Linked DNA regions of Homo sapiens: region 1 is linked to region 2. The links are chromatin loops, found by intact Hi-C in ENCODE. Cell type or tissue: HepG2. All regions are shown on one strand. Each heading gives the region's core, and the rest is flanking DNA. Links, peaks and the distances in the headings are about the cores only. Region 1 holds the start of LOC105378209 (a long non-coding RNA gene). Region 2 has its middle 100 kb from the start of NR3C1.

Region 1 (8,147 bases), core at 1,104-6,103, 56 kb after region 2:
TGGAGGGCTGAGGGAATGAAACTTACCTTTATATCTAATGCAGGCCCCCAGCCTTCATAACTAGTACATCAGCAAGTCCTATTAATTTTATGTCATAAACAGATCTTGAATCCACCTCTCTTTACCCTTACCACCAAACTACAACATTTATCACCCCTCCCAGTCCCCAAAGTCCCCTCTTATATGTTTTCATGGCACTCTATGCTTTTTTCAAAGCACTACCCTTTACATGTTCATTTATGTGATTACCACATTCATTTGTTGTTTTATTAATTCATTCACTTATTCATTCAACAAATATTTATTGAGGGCCTGCTCTGGGCCAAACACTGTTTCAGCGACTATTGACACAATAGTGAAAAAAATAGACAAGCTTCCTACTCCCATGGAGCTGACATTTGAATGGGCACAGACAGGTATAAGCAAATAAGTAACAAATAAGAACAATGCCTACTGTCTAATTGGGAAGACAGACATTCAATCCATTATTCCCTCAGCACCCAGTATGAACTTCAAACACAAATCAGACCAGGTCAATCTCTGCTGAAATCCTTTCTATGGCTTCCTATTGCACTTAGAATAATATGCAACCTCCAAACATAACCTAATCATGTTCAGCCATTGAAGGTAGTATCTTGGTTTTAAAATATCATTAAGTAAACAAAGAAGGTATTAGGCCTACTTCATGAAAAGCAAATGAACTCTCAAAGGAATGGGTGTCCTCCTTAACACCTTCATTTTCAACATCTGCAATGCATGAGTTGCATTTTGTTTTATGGCATTTTTTTCTATTTATACTCAAATAGATAATTTTTAAAAAGGTTAGTTTGATTATCATACCATCTCTTAGAAAACTGTTATTTGATGAGTTATGTGACCTCCCCAAGCTTTAGTTTTCTCCTATATGAAGTGGGGATGGTCATATTTTATATCATACATTTGCTTTGGTGATTAAGTGAACCAAAGGGCATAATACCTGAAACAAAATAAATGTTTAATTAGATGTTTTTCCCTTTGAGCAAATGAATCAGCACTCATCATTATTGCTGTAAATAAACAAACTTACTGACATGGGAATGAGAATGTCACTGAAATGAAAATAACATAATTGTTTACTTCACAGCAGGGTGATGGTTGGGGCAAGAAGGCATCTGCAGCCTGGGTCACTGGTAACCTGTCGTAGTGACTGAGCTGACACCAAGCCTTGCTCTGAAGCAGGTATTTTTATGCAGTTAACCTTCTCTGGGCTGGTGATTATGCAACATGTTTGTTCCCTGAGCACACATTGTTCTCAGGCGGCCGGCACGGTCACTAAAAATCCTACCTGTTTTAGAATCTTCCTATTAGTAAATACCAGGCAATGTCACTAAAAAGGCTTACAGGCTGAGAAGAGGAACTGAACAAATCTTGGAGCCAAGATGCATCTCCTTTTCAGGTGGTACTTCTCCAGGGAACGATGTCCTTATCTGTGAGACCTTGAACTGAATGTAAGCTCATCCCCCATCATTTACCCCTGAATAGCCTCACTCCTACAGACCTGCTCTTTAACCGCTTTTATAGCTTCATCAACTTTTTCTGATCGTAAAATAGAATATATAGCAAGAAGAAAGAATAAAGATCACTAGTCATTCTACCCTCTCTCTACCTCCAAATAACAACATAACTTTGGTTGACATTTGATTATAGCCTTCCAGGATTTTCCCCCTATTTCTCTATATAGACATATTAACTGGTTTAAGAGCATGGACTGTGGAATAAGACTTCCTGGCTTAAATCCCAGCTGTGTAACTTATTAGCTATGGAGCCTAAGGGAAATTACTTTTAGCTTCTCTGCCTCAGTTTCTTCACCTATAAAATAGAAATATTCCTGGAGTATTGTGAGGATGGGTAATACATATAAAATGGTTTGAACAGTGTCCACTAGGCACTCAATAAATGCTATCTAGATGTATAATTATATGTAAAAGTTGAATAAGGAACACTTAACTATGTGACTTAGGAAAGAGAAGAAGAATGTCTCTACTTCACAGCTGATTTCCCCAAATAAATAGTCGGTACACAAGAAACATTTGTTCAATGAATGACAGTGTGAACCCATAAATGAACTGATAAAACATGGACGAGTGGATAAATGATGAGAATGGATCAATGTAGTGTAAATGCAGAGGAGCCCAATGGAAAATTTCTGGCTGAGGAGAATCTGTGGATCTTGGTGATTTTTCTAGGAATATTTGTAAGACTTCCATTAGGCACTTGAGGACTTCTTGGTGGGAAGAATAGAAACCCACAGAATTACTCTGGATTGCAGGGGGACGAAGGGAACTGAATTGTTCAGCGGGACTGTAACTGACAGTGGAGCTCCTGGTTTCCTTTGTTGTCAGATCTCCTCCTACTGCTCAAACACCATGCTTACCTTTCTGCGGGGAGCGGAAGGCTCCGTTCCTGAGTCTCCCTCCTACTTCTCCACGTGCTTAGGAAGAAGATCCTGATCAGCAAATGCTAGAACTCTTCTCTGAGTCCCAGAACCTCATTACCTGCTGGGTTTACTTGGGTTTATTTATAGACTTGAAGAAATAACAGAAGTCAGTCACTCATCATGAGGTTTCCGAAAAATCTCTTCAGAACTTCTCCAGGCAAAGTGCCCCATCTTACCTCCCAACTCAGACCAGGGAAATGTATCTAGTTGATAAGCAACTCTAAGCTCTTGGTGAAAGGCAGCACTCTGGAATGAACCAAATGTTAGTATTTTCCATCATGGAGTTCTTAGAAGAGAGGAGTCTCAAGGGGCCTTGAAGAGGGGGTGTGAAGGGGTGTGTGTCCTGTTAATGCATGGTAGAATGGGCTGAGAGCCTGTCTGAGGCCTGGCATAACACAGGGTGGTTTCACACATGGCTCATGGTGAGGCCTGTCTTCCACCCTCGTCGAATATCATTACATCACTCTTTTCCAGTTACAGGAAATCCAGTGAGTGCTGGCCATAGTATTTCCCTGAGATCCAAAGCAAACAAACCCGCCTCTCCTCAGTCCCAGAGGCTGACGACATGTGAAGGAAAAGCCAATTCATAGTATGTTTCTGTTGGGCCTGAGCAGCTGAGGGTGAACCCACTGGGCAGGCAGACAGTGGGCAGCTTTCTAAGCACATATACAGCCAGAAAGCAGGGACGCACATGCCCATCTTTTTCTTTTTTTCCTTTTATAAGAAACATTATTTGAAGTCCATTTTTGTATTTGACAGACTACCAGGGCTGGAGTCCCAGCTCTTCTACTTACTAGCTGTTTGAGTTCAGGCAAGTCCCTTGAGCTAGCAAAGCCTCAGATCCTTTATCTGTAAAATGTGGATCGTAGTAGGACCAGTCTTCATGGGAAACAGGGGCATTAAATGACAGCTTCCATGTGAAGTGCTTAGCACAGTGCTTGATGCGTATTACATACTCAATAAATGTTTTCTATTCTTGTTATCTCCAGTTAAGATAGATGATCAGTCCATATTATTTAGGATATTTAGTGCCATTTCTCCCTCAAATGCAGTACACAGTACTTTTTTTTTTAAAAAAAAAGTAAAAGCTTTTTAGAAATAAAAAATTCACACTGAAATCGGCAGAAGCCATAAGCGAGTAGCTTGAAGAACGTGTATAGAGTGAGTGCCATGTAACCACACCCACATCAAGATGCGCAGCATCAGCAGCTCACAGAAGTCCACTTATGCTCCATTCACATACACTATTCCCACTTTTCTGACCTCTGTCATGACAGATCAATTCTTTAAATGAAATCAGTGTCCTAACCACCATCCAAATAAGGAGATAGAACATTTTCAGCAACCCAGATGAATTCCTATCTCACCCAAAGAAAACTGCTCTTTTGACTTCTATTACAATAAATTTTGGTCTTGAGTTTCTATAAATGGAATGATGCAGATGATATAGTATGCACTCTTTGGTGTCTGGCTTCTTTTATTATACTTACTCAACCATATGCTTGTGAGATTCATCCATGTTGCTGTGTGGAGCAGACATTTCTTCTTGTTGCTGTATATAATATTGCATTGTATAAATATTCCATAATATATTTGTCTGTTTTATTGTTGATGAATATTTGTGCTGTTCCCAGACTTTTGCTATTACAAATAATGCTGCTATGAACATTCTTGCATATGTTTTTTGGTGCATGTATATATACCTTCCTGTTATTTATATATTTAAGAGTGAAAGTGGCTACATCATAATGTCCATATGCATTAGTTTTAGTAGGTAATGCCAAACAGTTTCAACATTGTACCAATTTACATCACAGCAGTATATGAGAGTTCCAGTCACTATACATTCTCATCAACACTTGTGATTACAAGTTCCTTTTAAAAAATTTAGCAGTTCTGGTGTGGTGGGTGCATTGCATTATCTCATTGTACTTTTCATTTGCATTTCTCTGATGAGTAAGATGTTGAGCTCTTATATTGGCCAGTTTCATATCCTCTTTTGTGAACTAGCTGCTCAAATATTTTTGCCCATTTTTTTTATTGGATTATCTGACTGATTTAGGTGAATTTAAAATGTAAATATGTTCTGGAAACACAGAATATATAGATATTTGTATGCAAATATCTTTTCCCACACTGCAGGTTGTCTTTTCATTCTCTTGATAACATTTTTTGATGAGCAGAAGTTTTAAATTTTAATATAGTTCAATTCATCAATCTTTTTCTTGTGGTTGGTACTTTTAATGTCTTATTTAAGAAAATATTGCTTATACTGAAGTGATGAAAGTATTTTCCTATGTTATCGTTTGAAAGATTATTGTTTTTCTTTTCATATCTGAAGTTGATTTTTATAAATCGTGTGAGGTGGGTTCAGTACTCTTTTTTCCTTCTTTTTTTTTCTCATATGGGAATTCAATAGACTTGACACTGTTTGTTATAAATATCTACTTTCCCTATTGCAGAGTAATAACACTATTGTCAGAAATTTGGTGACCATATATGTGGGGGTCCTCTTGGGATTTTAATTAAAAAAAAACTGTGCTTTTTACCCCTTTAAAATATTTAACTTGTGGGCCAGGCAAAGTGGCTTATGCCTGTAATCCTAGCACTTTGGGAGGCTGAGGCAGGTAGATCACTTGAGGTCAGGAGTTTGAGACCAGCCTGACCAACATGGTGAAACCCTGTCTCTACTAAAAGTACAAAAATTAGCCAGGTGTGGTGGTGCACGCCTGTAATCTCAGCTACTTGGGAGGCTGAGGCAAGAGAATTGCTTGAACTCAGGAGACAGAGGTTTCAGTGAGCCGAGATCGTGCATTGTACTTCAGCCTGGGTGACACAGCAAAACTTCGTCTCAAAAAAAAAAAAAGTTTAACTTACGATTTTGTGATGTTGGATACACAGATCCATGTCCCCAAAGCAACACCTTCTTCTGTTCACAAAAAAATTTAGGTTTGAGATAAACTCCCAAAGTTCCTACACTGAAATAATTTTTTTCTTTTTCTTTTTACCATACTGAGGTGGACACTAGTTTCAAAGGATAGAAGTACTGAGAAAGTAATTACAAGTTTGCATGTGCATCAGCAGGAATCAGCCCATAGTGCAGTGATTTCATACAATTTATGATTGGTAAATATTTTTGAAAACACATTATTTTCTACTCAAATGTAATTGGATGCTACATTCAATATAATGATCAATATCAACTGAGATTCTAACACTTAAGAGATAGTAAATATATGACATGATCCTCCTGTGATCATGGCAGACACTGCTAATTATGACATTCTCCAGCACATATATGGTAAATATATGACATATGGGCCCCCATGCCTGCCTGTGATCATGGCAGACACTGCCAATTAATCGTGGCATTCTCTACTGTATAGCCCAGAAGTGGCATCAGAATCCTTCTCAATGTAGAGCCCTAGGCATTCACTACCACCAATTGATTAGATTTGTCACATAAAATGAAACCTACTTGCCATCATTAACTTAGAATTTCTGGCTGCATTCACCTCTACTATATCCTTAAAGCTCCTAGATTCCTGCTTCTTCCAACATAATCATCCTACATTTTTCTCTGAATTGTCTGTATTATGTGAGCTGTGATTGAATCATTTACAGTGGTATGAAAGAAGACAACTGGCTGGCTGGCTGGCTAGCTGCCTCCAGCGGGCCTGCTTGGGTAGGCAATTCCTTGGTTGTGTAAGCTCAGGACAGAACCTAAGCCTCACCTTTGCAGCTTATAAAGCTTCATTCAATCAGCTGTCCCTGAGTTTATCAGGCTACCAGGAACTAACTTATAAAGAAATTAACAGGCGACAGATTTATAAATCAGAATGCTGACTGACTGATTGGTAGTGGGGTCACAAAACTTTCCAATGGGTAGAATATTGGTTTCTACTACTCAGGAGAGCCACTCTCTTGTATAGAGCTACCTGAAAAACTGAATTAGTAATTGGAGGTTTAGTGGTTCAGAGCGCAGACTCTGCACTAGGACCTCAGAGTCTAGGTCTTGGTGATTTTAGGCAAGTTACCTTTAGCTTCTAAATCTCAGTTTTCTCATCTTTACATTGGGAGAGGGGGTGATAGTAATTACTTCTGAGGATTCAGTGCACAAATGCATATGTATCATTTAATAGCTTAGGATCAGGCATGTAGTAAGCAGTCAATAACTGTTAAATTATTAGTATAGATTCAGCACAAAGGGAATGGGATATTTTTAAGTGCTGTTTTGTCCAGACTATGGAAAATCTTTGAACTCCTTTGCTCCTTCTTTTCTTTTTCTTCTTTCTTTTTTTTTCTTTGAGAGAGAGTCTTGTTCTGTCACCCAGGCTGGAGTGCAGTGGTGCGACCTCCGCTCACTGCAACCTCCACCTCCTGAATTCAAGTGATTCTTCTGCCTCTGCCTCCTCAGTAGCTGGGACTACAGGCATGTGCCACCATGCCTGGCTAATTTTTTGTATTTTTTAGTAGAGATGGGGTTTCACCGTGTTAGCCAGGATGGTCTCGATCTCCTGACTTGGTGATCTGTCCGCCTTGGCATCCCAAAGTGCTGAGATTACAAGCGTGAGCCACTGCACCAGGCCTACTCCTTCTTAGAAGCAAAAATAAGTCAGTTCATGTGATAAAGTATCTGTCACACTTTCTTTCTTTTGGATAGTTTTGGATGAATAAAAATTCTTAAACACAAAATCCCCATTCACTAGATTTCATGCTCATTTCCCTCTTCTTCCAAAACCAGTCATCATTAGATTAGATAAAATAAAAGGACTAGGTTTTCCCATTTATATTGGTCATGTTCTAATCCCGAGCATAAAAGCTGGCCACCTTGCTTGGACAACAGGCAGAGAGATAATTTGGTCTTTTGATTGGCCTCAGGAGATCTCCTATTTCCTTGATAAAGACTTGGGAGAGTTAAGGAAGAACATCAATGTGCAGCTGAGTATATTTTTATTGTAATTTTACTGGAGGTGGGGTGAGGAGGAAGATGAGTATGTTTCCTGAGCGGCTACTGTATGTCACAAGCACTTCCCATGTGCTACTTCACTTAATCTTCATAACAACCCTATAACACGGATGTCTTTATCTATGCTTTATGGGCAATGTCCAGAAGGTGAATAATTAGCCTAAGATCCCACAGCCAGCAGGTGGTGGATTTGAACATTTGATGAACTTGAACCCAGAGCCATCTGATATCAGAGTTCATGTTCTCTGAACTCATGACACCTTACTGGCTACTTTTAGCTGAATTTTCAGAGGCTGACATTTCTTCTCACCTCATATGGAAGATTATAGTTTGCAGACTCTATTAGTGTGATTACAAAATATTTGTCCATTTATATAAGTATGAGAAGATAGATACCAGTAAGGAGATCTAGAAGAATAATACCCAGTGGAAGGGAGAAATTGTTTAAACCAGTGGTTCACAGTCTTGAGTGTGCATCAGAGTCACATAGAGGGCTGGCTAAAACACAGAAGGCTGGGCCCCACCCTGAGTGATTCAGTGGGTCTGGGGTGGGGTCTGAGAGTATGCATTTCTGACAAATTCATATATGTGAATATATATATATTCACATATATATGAATATATTCATATATATATTCACGTATATATATGAATATATTCATATATATATTCACATATATATATGAATATATATATTCACGT
Region 2 (8,147 bases), core at 2,158-7,157:
ACTCTCAACATTGATCTCAGTGCCAAGCACAGAGCTGGGAACAGAGTAGGTGTTCAGCAAATGTTTGCCAAATAAATGAAGGAAGGAATGGAACTCTCAACCACCCCCTGGGCAACATATTTGGAAGAAGATTTTAATAAATCCATGGAATAAGGAAGTATTAAAGGCCTTTGGAAAGAGGTTAATTTGATTTTAAAAACATTCTCAGAGAAGAACCTTGGGAGAAAAAGAAACATAAATAAGCTGGTTCATGGTATTTCCTGGAAATGACTTAATGACATTGCCTATCTGACATCCAAAAGCTGTGGGAACATTGTCCCTTTTATATTCTGTCTCTTCCCAGTTGTATTTCTAACAGGATTACAATGATAAAAGTACAGAGAAAGTACCAGAAGAGTTATATTTTCAGCTATGCTAAGATTACATTTATGGACATTGAAGTGCTGTCATAGCAATGTTGACATTTTGGCTGTTTGACTACTCTTTAGTGTAAAGAAATGAGTATGAAATCTGTATATTTATTAACAGTTCTTGTAAAGATATAAGAGGATGTAAGTTATTGACCAGACTAAAGTTTATATTATAATAAACTTACTTAATAAATTTCACTTATTTAAGGTATTCCTATGCCCCACGACCATAGTTTAAGACTGGAAGTACTGAATCATAAACTCAGCTCCACAATCAGTTGAGCATAGATAGCAGTGGCTGTGGCTGTGAGCAGCTGAGACTGGGCCTGGGCCTGGTGGAGCCAGTTGCAAGTTGCTGTACTGACCTGCTGGTTGGGGAGCTGAATCCCAGCTTCAGGGATATTATTAGAATTATAGAGTTAATGTGAGCACAGACCAGGTCTACTCTTTGGGATATGGGCCAAGCATCAAGCTAGAGGAAGAACTACAGCAAATCACAGTGGCTGGGAAAGGAAGAAAATATCTTCCTTCATTCCTAGTATTTGAATATAGGTGAAGCCCACTTAGAATTCATTCATTCATTCACCCAAACCTAAACTTATATTCTTGTGAGCGTGTAGTAAGTTACTATGATGTACCAGACGTAGAATTGATGCTCAATATATAGGCAGTCCTTACTTTGCATGTGGTGCAGGACCACAAATATTACCATGCAAGCTGAAACTGCGCAAAGTAATCATCATCATAAATAGGAAAAATTATGACTGTTCCATGACCTTTAAAAACTGCCAGTGATAAATATATAGGGAAATGAAAAATGTAATAAAACTATTATTTACTTAGTGCATGATAATTGAAAACATTAGAAACACTGAGAATTAGTGTAAAACACTCATCCAAAGTAGTCTGAACAATGCCTGCTCGCCTTCTCTTATCATCATATATCTTACAACATGGAGCAAACATGTTTTCTATGTAGCAGTAAATTGTCATATTCCTTTCTAAGTATGGATCAGTTTCTAATATTTTCTCCTTTGTTCTTTGTATGTTGATGTGAAATATCTCTGAGAGTTCTTTCAAGGTGAAATGGTTGGCCGGCATCACTTTCTCTGGGACATCTTTATCCTTTTTGTCACAGCCACTTTGCTAAGTTTCTCTGACTGCATATCTAGAGTAGATGCAATGGTAAAGGATGTCAACATGCCATAATCAGTTACTTCTTCTATAACTTCACTTACATTTGATTCGAATTTGACTTCCAGGTTATCACTTTTCATTTTTTGGAGTACTTTCATCTTTTTCAGCTAATTTCCAGTTTTGATTATTCATGTTTGTAAACTGTCACATGGGTTTATTACTGGGAGACAAGGAAGCAACACAACCACTTGATTTGCTCTTTGTGTGTCAACTGAATAACAAATGCACAGTGGAAGAAGTGATGTGATCGGTTTGGAAGAAGTGATGTGATTGGTTACTGATCATGATGTGAATCTGTTAAGAAGTGATTTGTGGACCAAAGAGCAAGCAGCTCACAGTTTATAGTTCATATATCATGGTTACTGAAATTTGAACTGTGTTGTTGAAGGGCTGGTGCTATTTAACTAAATTGTGGTCATTGAAGTTCATGCATAGTGGAACTGTGTAAAGCAAAGTGTTTTACTCTGTTTTATGCTGCCATAACAGAATGCCACAGACAGAGTAATTCATAATGAAGAGACATTTACTTGGCTGATGGTTCTGGAGGGTGGGAAGTCCAAGAACATGGTCCCAGCATCTGACAAGGGCCTTTGTGCTACATTATCTTATGTAGAAGGCAGATGGGCAAGAGAGGGTGAGCACAAGAGAGCAAGAAGGAGCTCAACTTGTTTTTATAACAGACTCTCTCCCATGATAACTAACCTGCTCCAGTGATAATGATCATGACCTAATCACCTCCCATTAGGTCCCACTTGCCAGCACTGTCACATACGAGATTAAGTTTCCAACACATGAACTTTGGGGGACACATTCAATCCATAGCACAAGGACTGCTTGCACATAATAGGGATAATTTGAGAATGTCGTGGGGGTACATGATAGAGATTCCCACTAAGTCTGTGGGTCAGAGAATAAATTCTTAGAGAGATGACATATAAGTTGAGACTTGATAAATGAGTAGTAATTATCTTATTAAGGGGGAAGTGTAGGAAAGATTGTTCCAGGCAGAGGGAAGGGTATGTGTAGAGCCCCAAATGCAAGAAAGTGCATGGGACTTGGGGTGGTAGCCATGGTTGTTTCAGGCTGACTGTGGGTGACAATCCAATTCCATTATCTTGACTCCCTCCAGCCATGCAGGCTGCTGCTTTTAGTTACCAGGCAGCACTGACTGCTGTAGCTGGGGACCTCAAATGCTCTGTTTGGGACATTCACCTGAAGAAGGTGAAGTGCAGTCTACTGCCTCTTCTATACCAAGAGTCGCAGTTGGGGCAGCTGGGAAAATCACCAGGAAAATAAAACCAAATCAAACAAAATTAATTTAGAGGATAGTTTATATACATAAGATAGGGAATACTAACGATTCAGATGCAAACACTCTAAGTACAGAATGGTATAAGACAGGAAGAAAATCCCTTTCACGAGTCACAATTCAGAAGGTCAATTCAAACCTTTAAGTGATAAACCACATTTCTAGTCAAGCTGAATACAGAGTACAGTATTTTATTTGCTAAAATCTGAATGGTTACTACGAGCCACCCAGCTTAGGTAACATACCCAAAATAATCTCTATGAATTCCCACAACACTCTTATGGGATAGCCATTATTATCTCAATTGTATAAATGAGAAAACAGTGGTTAAGTCACTATAAGGTCACAGAGCTTGGATCCAAACCTAGTGCTTATTTTACAGCCTGTGCCTTTAGCAACTATACCACCAGTATATTTAATCATAACTAATAGAAACAAACACAAATATTGAGTGATTACTTTTATTTTTTATAAGATAAACAGACCAAGAGAAATGCTAGTTAAAAGCATTTATCTTTAGAGCAAGAATGCTCCATCCTTGTAGAAACATTGAGACAAAAAGAATGCATAAGAGCAGCAGTTTTAAGAAAAGTTTGGTGAAACTAAGTGAAATTCCAGGCATGAGCAATCAATTTAAGATTCTATTAGGAAAGCAAAACAATGAGATTATTTCAATTATTGAGTTAACAATGAGATTTCACCATCTACATTCTAGCCATGAGTAAGACATTTATTTGAATCAGATAAGGAGATATAATGTCATTTGAAGGAGGCCCAGTACATTTAATAACAGAGATAAATGAAACTGACAATGATCTCATACTTTATAAATCTAAACAAAGGACCAAGGTTAGACACAGGGATCCTAGTGGTTGATGAGTTAGTTAAAATGCCGCTTTTTACCCTATCTATTGGAGACCAGACAGGATTTTTGTTTTCTTCCTCTAAACAAGGAGGTTAAGAAAGAATTAATCCAATTGCATTTAAAACAAAGTGCAGGAGCAAGAAACAACCTTGAACCTTCCTTACTCAAATAGCAGCTCTGTTGGTAATTTAATCACTAACTGAGTTGTGTAACTTGCCTATGACAAATGGTAAAATACCTACAATGTGGAAATCTGCCAGAGTAATTCCTTCACAGGAATGGGAGGGAAAGGCTCAGCCAGCTCACACTCATACCCTGCCTCCCTATGCTCAGTGTCTGAAATTGCTTCTGTATTAGGAGAGAATATGGGAACTGTTCTGGATCTCAGGAGAATGTGAAGTCACTGAAATGTTTTTGAATACCCACTTCCCTTCACTCCCCTTCCCACCCTACTTGGTACTTGCTGGCATGTGGCACCATGTGAGCTACAGGCAGTGCATAATGAAGTCTAAATGTTAGCAAGGAATGGACAGGAGATCCTGTGGTGTGTGATCTGGCTTGTCCTTTCTGCCTTCCTTGCGCTAATGTTTAGTTTCAGACACGGAAATTTTGAATGGGATCAATCTGAACTGTTCCTTTCTTTGCTGATAAGTACAACTTTTCGTTCTCCAGTCTCAGCTTAAGCTTCATTGTCTCTTGGAGGCTTTCCTAAGTCACCTGAACTACATTAGGACTCCTTGGCACACACTTCCACAGCTCCCTATGCTTTCTAGTACTAAACACACTTCTTCCATCTTCTCCAGTGCATCAGAGGGTTCACTGCAACATTTCAACACCCAGTCACAATGTCTGGCATGTTGCTTGCCTTTAGTCAATGTTTGCAGAATGAATGGTTGCCTTTGTCATTTTCTTTTTAAAAAGGTATTGTAGACAAAGGCAGTGGTTCACGCCTGTAATCCCAGCGCTTTGGGAGGCTGAGGCAGGCAGATCACAAGGTCATCACAAGGTCAGGAGTTCAAGACCAGCCTGGCCAGCAGTGAAACCCCATCTCTACTAAAAATACAAAAATTAGCTGGGCATGGTGGCACACATCTGTAGTCCTAGCTACTCGGGACGCTGAGGCAAGAGAATTGGAACCCGGGAGGCGGAGGTTGCAATGAGCTGAAATTGCGCCACTGCACTCCAGCCTGGACCACAGAGTGAGACTCCATCTCAAAAAAAAAAAAAAAAAAAAAAGGTATTGTAAAATATTTAAGACAAACACAAATGTGTAAATAAAAATATTACAAACCCCCACATATTGACTACAGATTAAGAATGAAAACAATATTGATACAAGTTTAAGTCCCTACTTAGTCCTCTTTGATCACATTCTGCTCTCTAGAGGCAACTAGTGGTCTGAATTTGGTGACTACTATTTCCATGCATTTCTTAATACTTTCACTACACATATATGTAAACTTATTGTTTTGCATATTTCTATAGTTTGTACAAGCATTATACTATATGTATCCTTCTGATATTGACTTCTTTCAAACTGTGTGTGATTCATGATTCATTCATGCTGTTGTATTTAGCTAGAGGTTATTTGTTTTCACTGCTGTGTATTTCATTGTATAAATGCTTCATTATTAATCTGTTTTCTTGTTGATGGGTTATTTTCTAAATTTTTGCTATTGCAAAATATTATGAATGTCCTTGTACTTGCAACACTTTTCTTCTTTTAGGTCACATTGTGGTTTCCAATATACTAGACCTTTTCATTATTCACCTGTCAAAAGTGACCTGCACAGGATCTCTGAAAGCTGTAGGAGAGATAGGTGATAAGCAAACCTATGCTTGTATGAAAATGGGTATCATTGGATTTACAAGAAGCAGTGTGGAACAGTGACATGAACATTGATCTGGGAATTCAACAGACATGGATTCCAGTAACCACTCAACTTCTTAGCAGCCACGCTGCACTGGGAATACAATGCTTCAGTTTTCATACTGTATAACTTGAATAATAGTCTCCTATCTGCCTACCTCACAAGGTTGTAACTATGATCAAATGAAATAATATTGCTAAAAAGATTTTGAAACCTGATATATTATGCAACATTGGAACATCAACAACCAAAATGTATTACCCAAGTGTAATGTGGCAAAAGAGGTATAATAAAACAACCATACAAAAATATAAAATAATGTGTTATTGCCTTCTACATTTAAACTTGTTATTGTCTACAAGTTGTTATCCTTTATCTACATTAAATTGAGGTGTTCTAGAAATGATACTTTATTCCCAGAGGAAAGATTGGAAGAAAATCAGGCTTTTGAGAGAAATGGACTTTGGGTTTCTACTGCCTATAAAATCCTACTGAGAACATCATTGAAATGAATTGAATTGGTTCGAAAAATGGTACTTTTGCCAAGGTTCTGTCTTTAGGCTTAGGTGTACGTTGAAGTAGGAGAGTTGTAATGGTTAAAATGAGGATTTTAGAGTGCAAATGACCTGGGTGCAAATCTTGGCTCTATTTTCCTTCTCTTTAATGAGTATAATATGATAATTTAACAGGATTGTTGGGAAGATTAAATGAGCTAATGTAGGTAGAGCTGCATATTTGGCCCTTTGAATATGTGGCTCAAATCCAGGCTTAGCTGAGATTTCCCAACAGGTGAGGCAAGGTTGCTGGGGTTTTGTTCCTGTCATATGATCTCAGTTACCTCAGTTTAACTCCTTCTCACTTTAAAAAAAAGTGTTGGTACAGCCATTATGTCAGGACGTGCAGCTGTCGTATGTCTACTGATAATTTTGAATGAATGACTGAGCTAGCTATGTTCAGTGAACAAAGAATGCTGTCACTACTAAAAAGAGTTTCGGATGTGTCAAATGTTTTGCCCTGAAGTGCTGACTTCTGGTTTGGAAACTGAGAAAGAGTAGCCTGGTTAATCTGTTTGACTAACCAGCAAGGAACCAAAGAGAGGGTTTCAAAGTAGTTGAAGACTAATTTTAATCATGCAATCTTTTTCTCAAGCAAGAGCTAAGAACAGATAAGACTGAGGCCTAGTATCAGAACTCTGGGTTCCAAATAGCTATTCTTGAAGCATTTTTTTTTCTTTTGAGACAGTTTCGCTCCATCCATGTGCAATGGCACAATCTCAGCTCACTGCATCCTTTGCCTGCCAGGTTCAAGTGATTCTCCTGCCTTAGCATCCTAAGTAGCTGGGATTACAGGCAAGCGCCATGACACTTGGCTAATTTTTGTATTTTTAGTAGAGATTGGGTTTCACCATGTTGGTCAGGCTGGTCTTGAACTCCTGACCTCAGGTGATCCATTGCCTTGACCTCCCAAAGTGCTGGGATTACAGGTGTGAGCCATCGTGCACAGCCTTCCTGCATTTCTGGTACCCACATCTGCTTTACCAGAATCCTCTTGTGTTATTCTTATGGTCATAATGAGTCAAAGACCAGACTGACCTGGTGCATTTGCGCACGGATGTTTGATTTCTTGGGAACTGGCTTGCTTTGCAAGTACATATTTCTGTAAACACATTTACTATAAAGGTCTCTCCACATCTAGGAGGAGGTGAAAAAGAGTAGGAAGGAGGGACAGAACAATGTCCTCTCCATTCTAGTAATCCCGGGAGGCTTCCTGGAGGGATGTGGCTGGAAAGAATGGGTGGAGATGAGTAGATGCAATTTTGCTGTCATGAATTTCTTTTGTTGCTCTATAACCTCTACTTGTTCACTCAAGTAGGTTTATTAAGCTCCTCCTATCAAACAACATAGCATAGTGACTTGGGAACTAAATTCCTGGGTTTAAACCCCCAATTCTGCCATTTACAAGTTGCATAATCTTGGGCAAGTTTCTTTTAATCTCTCTGTACCTCAATTTCCTTATCTGTAAAATAGAAATAATAAGAATACCTGTCTCACAGGGCCACTGTGGAGATTAAGTAAATTAATTATCTGTATCTATATCTACATCTAGCTTTAAACAGTGGTGGGTCCATTGTAAGAGTTTAAAAAATTTTAGCTGTTATTATTACTTCCAGCTGTAATTGCTGCTAAAAGTAGTAGTCCTATAAAATTTTGGTAAGGACAGGGCTCTTCTGATAAGTTCATCAGTTCTTCAGGGTTAAGAAGATACTTAACAATTTTGAGGTTATTAATTTTCTTGGGTATGACAAATAGCTCCAACTTGGTAAACTGATGTCCAGAACTGGTTTGGGGGGTAAAGACTCCAAGCTATGTCTAATAGTAAAGAAAATAAATACCATTATGTACCTGCTAAATAAGCTGTTCTTTCCAAATGGAAAACATTGCAGTCATTTCAGTTTGCTACTGAGTTCAGCCAATGCCATTGGAGCAGCACAAATG

Evidence for each region. Peaks named below come from ENCODE experiments on the same cell type or tissue, not always from the same donor. Only the 100,000 strongest peaks of a DNase experiment are listed, where the experiment ranks them.
Region 1: a loop joins it to region 2, with 5 times the contacts of the local background. A loop is called at or near these places in 4 of 110 quality-filtered maps.

Annotation. Positions count from the first base shown.
Region 1 is chr5:143,560,183-143,568,329 of GRCh38, forward strand. It overlaps LOC105378209 (a long non-coding RNA gene), which reads left to right and starts at 1,131. Exons shown (of 4, transcript XR_944375.1): 1 at 1,131-1,218. In HepG2, for the core only: no CTCF peak of the experiment used is centred there; DNase peaks (open chromatin) are centred at 1,259 and 2,989; H3K4me3 peaks cover 733 bases.
Region 2 is chr5:143,503,381-143,511,527 of GRCh38, forward strand. No RefSeq gene overlaps it. Among named protein-coding and RNA genes, the nearest start is that of NR3C1, 100 kb to the left of the region's middle. RefSeq lists an enhancer at 3,844-4,138. In HepG2, for the core only: a CTCF peak has its summit at 4,108; DNase peaks (open chromatin) are centred at 4,011 and 4,661; H3K4me3 peaks cover 706 bases.